Regions from separate parts of the Homo sapiens genome. Here region 2 is linked to region 1. Evidence: read pairs that join two places in POLR2A ChIA-PET (ENCODE). Cell type or tissue: Caco-2. All regions are shown on one strand.

What was found. ChIA-PET counts read pairs that join two places held together with the same protein. Peaks named below come from ENCODE experiments on the same cell type or tissue, not always from the same donor. Only the 100,000 strongest peaks of a DNase experiment are listed, where the experiment ranks them.
Region 2: POLR2A ChIA-PET joins it to region 1 with 6 read pairs; 2 of 35 experiments call an interaction of 5 or more read pairs at or near these places.

What each region holds. Positions count from the first base shown.
Region 1 is chr11:3,826,516-3,830,515 of GRCh38, reverse strand. RHOG (ras homolog family member G) reads left to right here. Exons shown (of 2, transcript NM_001665.4): 2 at 2,310-3,538. The coding sequence starts at 2,378. The coding sequence ends at 2,953. Among named protein-coding and RNA genes, the nearest start is that of RHOG, 12 kb to the left of the region's middle. In Caco-2, no CTCF peak of the experiment used is centred here; no DNase peak of the experiment used is centred here.
Region 2 is chr11:3,710,517-3,714,516 of GRCh38, reverse strand. NUP98 (nucleoporin 98 and 96 precursor) reads left to right here. Exons shown (of 33, transcript NM_016320.5): 19 at 522-699; 20 at 1,789-1,953. Among named protein-coding and RNA genes, the nearest start is that of CHRNA10, 41 kb to the right of the region's middle. In Caco-2, no CTCF peak of the experiment used is centred here; a DNase peak (open chromatin) is centred at 2,006.

The DNA.
Region 1 (4,000 bases):
ACCCTGGTAATTTTTTCATTTTTTGTAGAGTCAGGGTTTTGCCATGTTGCCCAGGCTAGTCTCAAACTCCTGGGCTCAAGCGATCTACCTGCCTCATTCTCCCAAAGTGCTAAGATTACAGGCATGAGTCACCGTGCCTGGCCTCATTTCATATTCTGAGCAATTGTAATGCAATAGGCAAGATTATCCCCATTTTACAGATGAGAAAATTGAGGCTCAGGGAACAAATATATTGCCAAGATCACATATAACTAGTTGGTGGAGCTGTGATTAGAATACCTGCGAGTCTTACTCTAGCATCTATGTTCTTAATGATGGTATTTTCTATCCAAGAGTCTGGAAGTCTCTAAAATCTTTCAGAGGCACATGCCAGGATCTCAGGAAATGGACAGAAGATTGAGGGGAAAGTCAAGTTTTTGTCTTACTCTTGACTTCATCCTTCCTAGTTGGGCCTGAAAGATTTGCTCCAGGCCGGGCATGGTGGCTCATGCCTGTAATCCCAGCACTTTTTGGAAGGCCAAGGCGGGCAGATCACAAGGTCAGGAGTTCAAGACTAGCCTGACTAACATGGTGAAACCCCGTCTCTACTAAAAATACAAAAATTAGCTGGACGTGGTGGCATGCGCCTGTAATCCCAGCCACTCGGGAGGGTGAGGCAGGAGAATCGCTTGAACCCGGGAGGTGGAGGTTGCAGTGAGTCAAGATTGCGCCACTACACTCCAGCCTGGGCGACAGAGCAAGACTCCGTCTCAAAAAAGAAAAAAATTTGCTCCACCCCACCAAGGGCCTTGAGAGAAGATACTAATGTCTGGGAGCCTCAGCCTCTACCTCATTCATCATAACATACCCAGACCCCAGTCCAAATCCCAGGTCCAACTGAATCTCCAGTATTCCCCTGCATTGAATTGGCAATCTGAGTGTACATGGCCAGATAGGGTTTTCAGTACTTACAAGAATGATGGGGTGGCCAGGTGTGGTGGTTCACGCCTGTAATCCCAGCACTTTGGAAGGCTGAGGCAGGTAGATCACCTGAGGTCAGGAGCTTGAGACCAGCATGGCTAACACGGCGAAACTCCATCTCTACTAAAAATATAAAAATTAGCCGGATGCAGTGGCACCTGCCTGTAGTCCCAGCCACTCGGGAGGCTGAGGCAGGAGACACTTGAACCCAGGAGGCGGAGGTTGCAGTGAGCTGAGATCACGCCACTGCACTCCAGCCTGGACGACAGAGTGAGACTCCATCTCAAAAAAAAAAAAAAAAAAAAATTTCCCCATTGCCAGAATACCCTGGATTGGGATAGGGCAGCTCTCTAAAGAATTGAGCCCCTTACTCAGCAGGTTTCTTAACTGTGCCTTTGGGTTTGTACTCAGTAGCCAAGATACCAGGTTTGGAGAGGGCAGGGTGGGCCCTGAGTTGAGAGAGGTTCTACTTATGGCTGCATCACAGAGTGACCTGGGACAGCTGTCCTGTGCCAAAACACTTTCCAGTCTCCTGGTGGAAAGGGTCCATATTTAGTAGAGGATCTAGTAGATCCCTAAATTTGTGCACTCTCCTTTTGTGTCTGTATAGCCTGGAAAAAAAAAATAGCTAATACTGGCCAGGCGCAGTGGCTCACGCCTGTAATCCCAGCACTTTAGGAGGCCAAGGCGGGCGGATCACGAGGTCAGGAGATCGAGACCATCCTGGCCAACACGGTGAAACCCCATCTCTACTAAAAATACAAAAAATTAGCCGGGCGTGGTGGTGGGTGCCTGTAGTCCCAGCTACTCGAGAGGCTGAGGCAGAATGGCGTGAACCCAGGAGGCGGAGCTTGCAGTAAGCCGAGATGACGCCACTGCACTCCAGCCTGGGTGACAGAGTGAGACTCTGTCTCAAAAAAAAAAAAAAAAAAATAGCTAATACTTGTGGACGAGGCACTGTTTTAAATGCTTTACATGTATTATATAATGCTCACAATGACCCAGTGAGGTAGATATTATTTTATCCTCATTTTACTGGTAAGAAAACTTAGGCATACAGAGGTTAAGCAATTTTTTCAGGGTTACACAGCTAGGAAATAGCAAAATCAGGATTTGACCTTAGTTTGTCTGGCGCCAGAGTTTATGTGCTTTCTACCACATTATACTGCCTCTTTGCTTGGCCTCAGGGCCTTTCATTGTGTGTCTTTCTGATGACCGTCTTGATGGGACTTTGGGATAGTGTCAGGTTAAGGGAACAGGAGCCGGTTTCCCTTTGTGTGCCCCCATCTTTTCTTCCCAATAGGCAGAGGCCTCCCTAACCAAGAATGTCCCCTTTCATCTGTCCACAGGTCACTGCAGCCAGAGGGGTCCAGAAGAGAGAGGAGGCACTGCCTCCACTACAGCAACTGCACCCACGATGCAGAGCATCAAGTGCGTGGTGGTGGGTGATGGGGCTGTGGGCAAGACGTGCCTGCTCATCTGCTACACAACTAACGCTTTCCCCAAAGAGTACATCCCCACCGTGTTCGACAATTACAGCGCGCAGAGCGCAGTTGACGGGCGCACAGTGAACCTGAACCTGTGGGACACTGCGGGCCAGGAGGAGTATGACCGCCTCCGTACACTCTCCTACCCTCAGACCAACGTTTTCGTCATCTGTTTCTCCATTGCCAGTCCGCCGTCCTATGAGAACGTGCGGCACAAGTGGCATCCAGAGGTGTGCCACCACTGCCCTGATGTGCCCATCCTGCTGGTGGGCACCAAGAAGGACCTGAGAGCCCAGCCTGACACCCTACGGCGCCTCAAGGAGCAGGGCCAGGCGCCCATCACACCGCAGCAGGGCCAGGCACTGGCCAAGCAGATCCACGCTGTGCGCTACCTCGAATGCTCAGCCCTGCAACAGGATGGTGTCAAGGAAGTGTTCGCCGAGGCTGTCCGGGCTGTGCTCAACCCCACGCCGATCAAGCGTGGGCGGTCCTGCATCCTCTTGTGACCCTGGCACTTGGCTTGGAGGCTGCCCCTGCCCTCCCCCCACCAGTTGTGCCTTGGTGCCTTGTCCGCCTCAGCTGTGCCTTAAGGACTAATTCTGGCACCCCTTTCCAGGGGGTTCCCTGAATGCCTTTTTCTCTGAGTGCCTTTTTCTCCTTAAGGAGGCCTGCAGAGAAAGGGGCTTTGGGCTCTGCCCCCCTCTGCTTGGGAACACTGGGTATTCTCATGAGCTCATCCAAGCCAAGGTTGGACCCCTCCCCAAGAGGCCAACCCAGTGCCCCCTCCCATTTTCCGCTACTGACCAGTTCATCCAGCTTTCCACACAGTTGTTGCTGCCTATTGTGGTGCCGCCTCAGGTTAGGGGCTCTCAGCCATCTCTAACCTCTGCCCTCGCTGCTCTTGGAATTGCGCCCCCAAGATGCTCTCTCCCTTCTCCAATGAGGGAGCCACAGAATCCTGAGAAGGTGAATGTGCCCTAACCTGCTCCTCTGTGCCTAGGCCTTACGCATTTGCTGACTGACTCAGCCCCCATGCTTCTGGGGACCTTTCCTACCCCCATCAGCATCAATAAAACCTCCTGTCTCCAGTGGCCCCGGCTCCTCCCTGTGTGCTGGGCATTAGCGGGTGGGCATGGGCTAGGGCTCCCCAGAGACTGGGAGCCTTTTGTTTCTTCTAGTAGACAATAGGCTTCATTGTGGTCCCCTCACCCCTCAATTTCCCTAACAAAGCTCTAGGCTCCCTTGGAGGGGGCAGTCTTGCTCTGGGGCCCAGTCACAGATGCTGTAGTGGACTCAGACACAAAACCTGAGGAAAGACTTCTTGATCTTAGGGCTCAGAAAGGGAGAGGTTCAGAGCCATTAGTCTAAAGGCAGATGCTCCCACAGTCATGCATGTGACAGCTGTACCTCACATCCCCAAGAGGACAGCTTTAACAACAAGAGTTGGAATTTGAACCCAGGTCTCTGTCTCAACTGAAGACTTCCAGGTACCCTAGCTTGCAGTCCTAGAATCATTACAGATAGCTCACTCACTCCTGCTCACCAAAATAAAG
Region 2 (4,000 bases), 120 kb after region 1:
TGTAAGGCATACAAAATGAATAGGATACAACACTTGAACTCTGGTATTAATATTAGAAGTGGTACACCACCACTCTTGTAGTCATCTTCATACCGATATTCCTGATACTTCATTTTCTAAGCATTTGTTTTTAGTAAATGGGTAGTAGCTGTTTTTTATTATTATTTAGTACGGTAGCCCTTTAAGACCTGCATAAGACTTGGTTCGTACCACTGGACTGTAACTTAAATAAGTTAGTGATTCCTAGCTTAAGTGTGAAAATGAGATTGGAAATAATTGATGTACCATGGTAATTTAAATAAATGCAGTCTGACTCTAGAACCAGATATTGAGTTGTCAATGTAGGAGTGACTCCTTGCTCTTAAGCTTATGGGGCAAAACTCAAGTTTATGACACATGCAGAATAATTCCAAGGCAGCATAGTTACCATTATTCACTATTTATGTGTTAGGTGGCTTTCTGGTCTTATATATGAAGCGCTTTTACTTTAATTGGTTACTTTAATTGGTTATGTTTTACAGGAAGGCTGAAGTTACATTGGATGGAGTTTGGCCAACAGATAAAACATCTCGTTGTTTAATAAAGAGCCCAGATCGCCTTGCTGATATCAACTATGAAGGAAGATTGGAAGCAGTTTCAAGGAAACAGGGAGCTCAATTCAAAGAATACCGGCCTGAAACTGGTTCTTGGGTGTTTAAGGTATAGTCATTTAACCCAGTTCAGACTTTTATAAACTATATTTGGAGTCACATAACGTTTATGTTGGAAGGGATCCTTTGCTAAATTCTATTGATTGATTGATGGGGTTCTTGCTCTGTTGCTCAGGCTGGAGTACAATGGTGGGATCATAGCTCCCTGCAGCCTCAAATTCCTGGGCTCAAGCAATCCTTCTGCCTCCGCCTCCCAAGTAGCTGGGATTATAGGCATGCACTACCATGCCTGGCTACTTTTTAAAATGTTTGTAAAGATCGAGTTTCTCAGTGTTGACCAGGCTGGTCTCCAACTCCTGGGATCAAGCAGTCTTCCCTCCTTGGCCTCCCAAAAGTACTGTGATTACAGGTGTAAGCCACTATACCCAGCCAAATTCTCTTTATTTTTAGAAATTTGGAGAGAGATGTACAGATACATTATGATTCACTCCAAACTACAAACCTAGTTAAAATTCAGCAGTAATGAGTTCTTACAAACTGTGGGCTCGTGATTCAAGTCCTCTACCCAACTCCTATGAGGATTTATAAATACATTTCTAAGGTGTAGTTTTTCTAATGTTTGTCATCATTAGGGACTTCAGTAATTCATCAGGCAGGTGTCTATTGGATCAACTCTTCCTATGTAATTGTCATTCTTACTTTTAAAGATTTTTGGAGATGAAGAGGTTGACTGTCCGTAATAGTTTAATCCAATGATTTCCTCCCATTCTAGGCTGGTTGAATTATTTAACTTGTTAAAGGCCCTTGGGTAGATAGAGGATAACAGGCAATATATGTCTGTGAAAATAATAACAAGTCTTTGGATTAAGTTTCCTATATTAATGATTACAGTTTAAATGACATTTTAATGTATATTATGTAATCTTTATTAATTTACTAGTATGAGCAACTAGAGCATACATCAAACGTCTTCTAAATCTTAGATAAAAGTGTGATAGGTGATATATTTTGCTTTAAATACTTAGATATTTCTCCCCTTTTCTTTCTTTTTTCTTAAGGTAATGCTGCAAGATTGCAAAGGCAGGTATTGGGAAAGCATAATGTTTAAGTTGTTTTGTGGGGTTCTTCTCTTCCTTAGGTCTCCCATTTTTCTAAGTATGGCCTTCAGGATTCTGATGAAGAGGAGGAGGAGCATCCGTCTAAAACTAGTACAAAGAAGTTGAAGACTGCTCCTTTGCCTCCTGCAAGCCAGACTACGCCCTTGCAGATGGCTCTTAATGGCAAACCTGCACCTCCACCTCAGGTAGAGAAAAAAGGACAGTGAATTTGAATGGAATCCGTGATACCGAAGTTGAAAGCAAGTCATTCAGCTAATACAAAGCTGTTTTATGACCCTTGGAACTTTGAAGAGTACAAACATTGGCAATCACGTTGAAACAAGTGCAAGGGAGGGCGTGAGGTCTTGCAGGCATCTGTCTTTTTACTGGAGAGATTTAAAGAATTCTCTTGCTGTTTGGATTATTCCTCTACAGATTGTCATTTTTAAACCCTTTGTTCTCTCTCATTTGGACTTGCTGAATTCTCTGCTCAGTGATTAACTTAAGATTTGCTCATGTGGGTTCATGCACAGTAAATTCTGCCTTTATTGACTACCTGATGTGCAGTTTAATCTTTTTCTTTACCTCCATGGTTTTTTAAAAGTTAAATTAGCTTTCTGAAAGGGTTTTTAATCTCCATTTTTTTAAAGTTGTTTGCTTATACTTCGGGTAACCTTGATATTTGTATTTTAATAGTACATAATCTTTATGAAAAATAGTTTGGGAATGTAAATGAATTATTATTTGGCTTGGGGAGATTAGGGCCTACATTGTTTATCGCAATTACTTGTATCATTGATACGGGATTTCTTTGTAAAGCATCCTCTACCTCTCAGCTGCTGAAAGCTAGACCTTTGGTATTTTCCATGCTATAATTCTTATGGCTGCTGAAATGTGTGGTTTTTATGATTTATTAAATAATCTCTTAGGAGGCATTTCTGGAGAATGTGTGTATATACATGTTTGCGCGTACAGGGGAGGGGAGGGTATGATAAATGTGGGAAACTGGAAATATATTGACTTTTATGTTTATAATCTTGGTAGCATTTAGAATGCCCCTAAGAAATCTCCATTGACAAATGAAATGCTATAGACTTGGTTTTCCAGTTATCCATATTCATTTTGTCTGTCATATGCTTTGTATCATCTCCTTCTTTCCTAATTTTTTATAACCTTATATATATATTTATTATAAATATATGTATTTCTGAGGGAAAGAGTCAGATGGCCTTATTTTCTGTAACAAAAGTAATATGTAGGATCTTAAAGATAACCTCTTTCCAGTTGGCCCAGCTGAAAAAGAAAAGCTTCATTTATGGACAGACAGGAAAATGTTTGTAATGTTGACAGTAGTTTCTAGGTTCTTTAATTGCCAGAATAGAAATAGTAGAAAAATAACTATAAACTCCTATATTGACACTTGTGTTTGTGAGAGCTCTTTGAAAAATTGAGCACCCAAAAATTTCAGATCAAGGTTCTAGCAAAAAGAGGTAGTAAGGATTTAAAATGGGCAAGTAGCTTTTTTTTTCCTTGAGAAAGAGTTGTCGCCCAGGCTGTAGTGCACTGGTGCAGTCTCGGCTCTCTGTGGCCTCTGCCTCCCAGGTTCAAGCAGCCTCATTCCTCAGCCTCCCAAGCAGCTGGGACTACAGGGCATACCACCACACTCATCTAATTTTTTGTATTTTTAGTAGAGAGGGGATTTTGCCATGTTGGCCTCAACTCATGTTGTCTTGAACTCCTGGCCTCAAGTGATCCTCCCACCTTGGCCTCCCAAAGTGCTGGGACTACAGGCGTGAGTCACCATGGCTAGCCTAAAATGGGCAAGTAGCTTTGACTGAGGAAGTGGAAATGGTCTTTGACCTTTTGGTTGGGAAGAGCAGAAATGAGAGAAATGGATAGAGGTATTTAAATGTCCAGACTTTAGGTTTTGTTTACTTGCATTATTTTCTAAGGCCTTGAGCTTGGTATGTTGGAGCAGAAATGTAGGACTCTAGAGAATTCTTTCATATTTATTGCTCACTGACCCAAGTGAAGCTGATGGGAAATGCCAGTGGTTTGTTATTAGCACCAAAGACCCTACATTTTACTTTGCATGGGGAAACTACTTGTGCCGTTTGAGTATACTGGAAATAGCAGTCTTCTCATCTCTGTGTCAAGATGACTGCATACCATCACCTCACCCCTTAAAGAGGTTGATTGCAAAACTTCAGCTTCTTTTTTTCTTGGGGGAGAGAGGCCTGTTTCTTTAGGTAT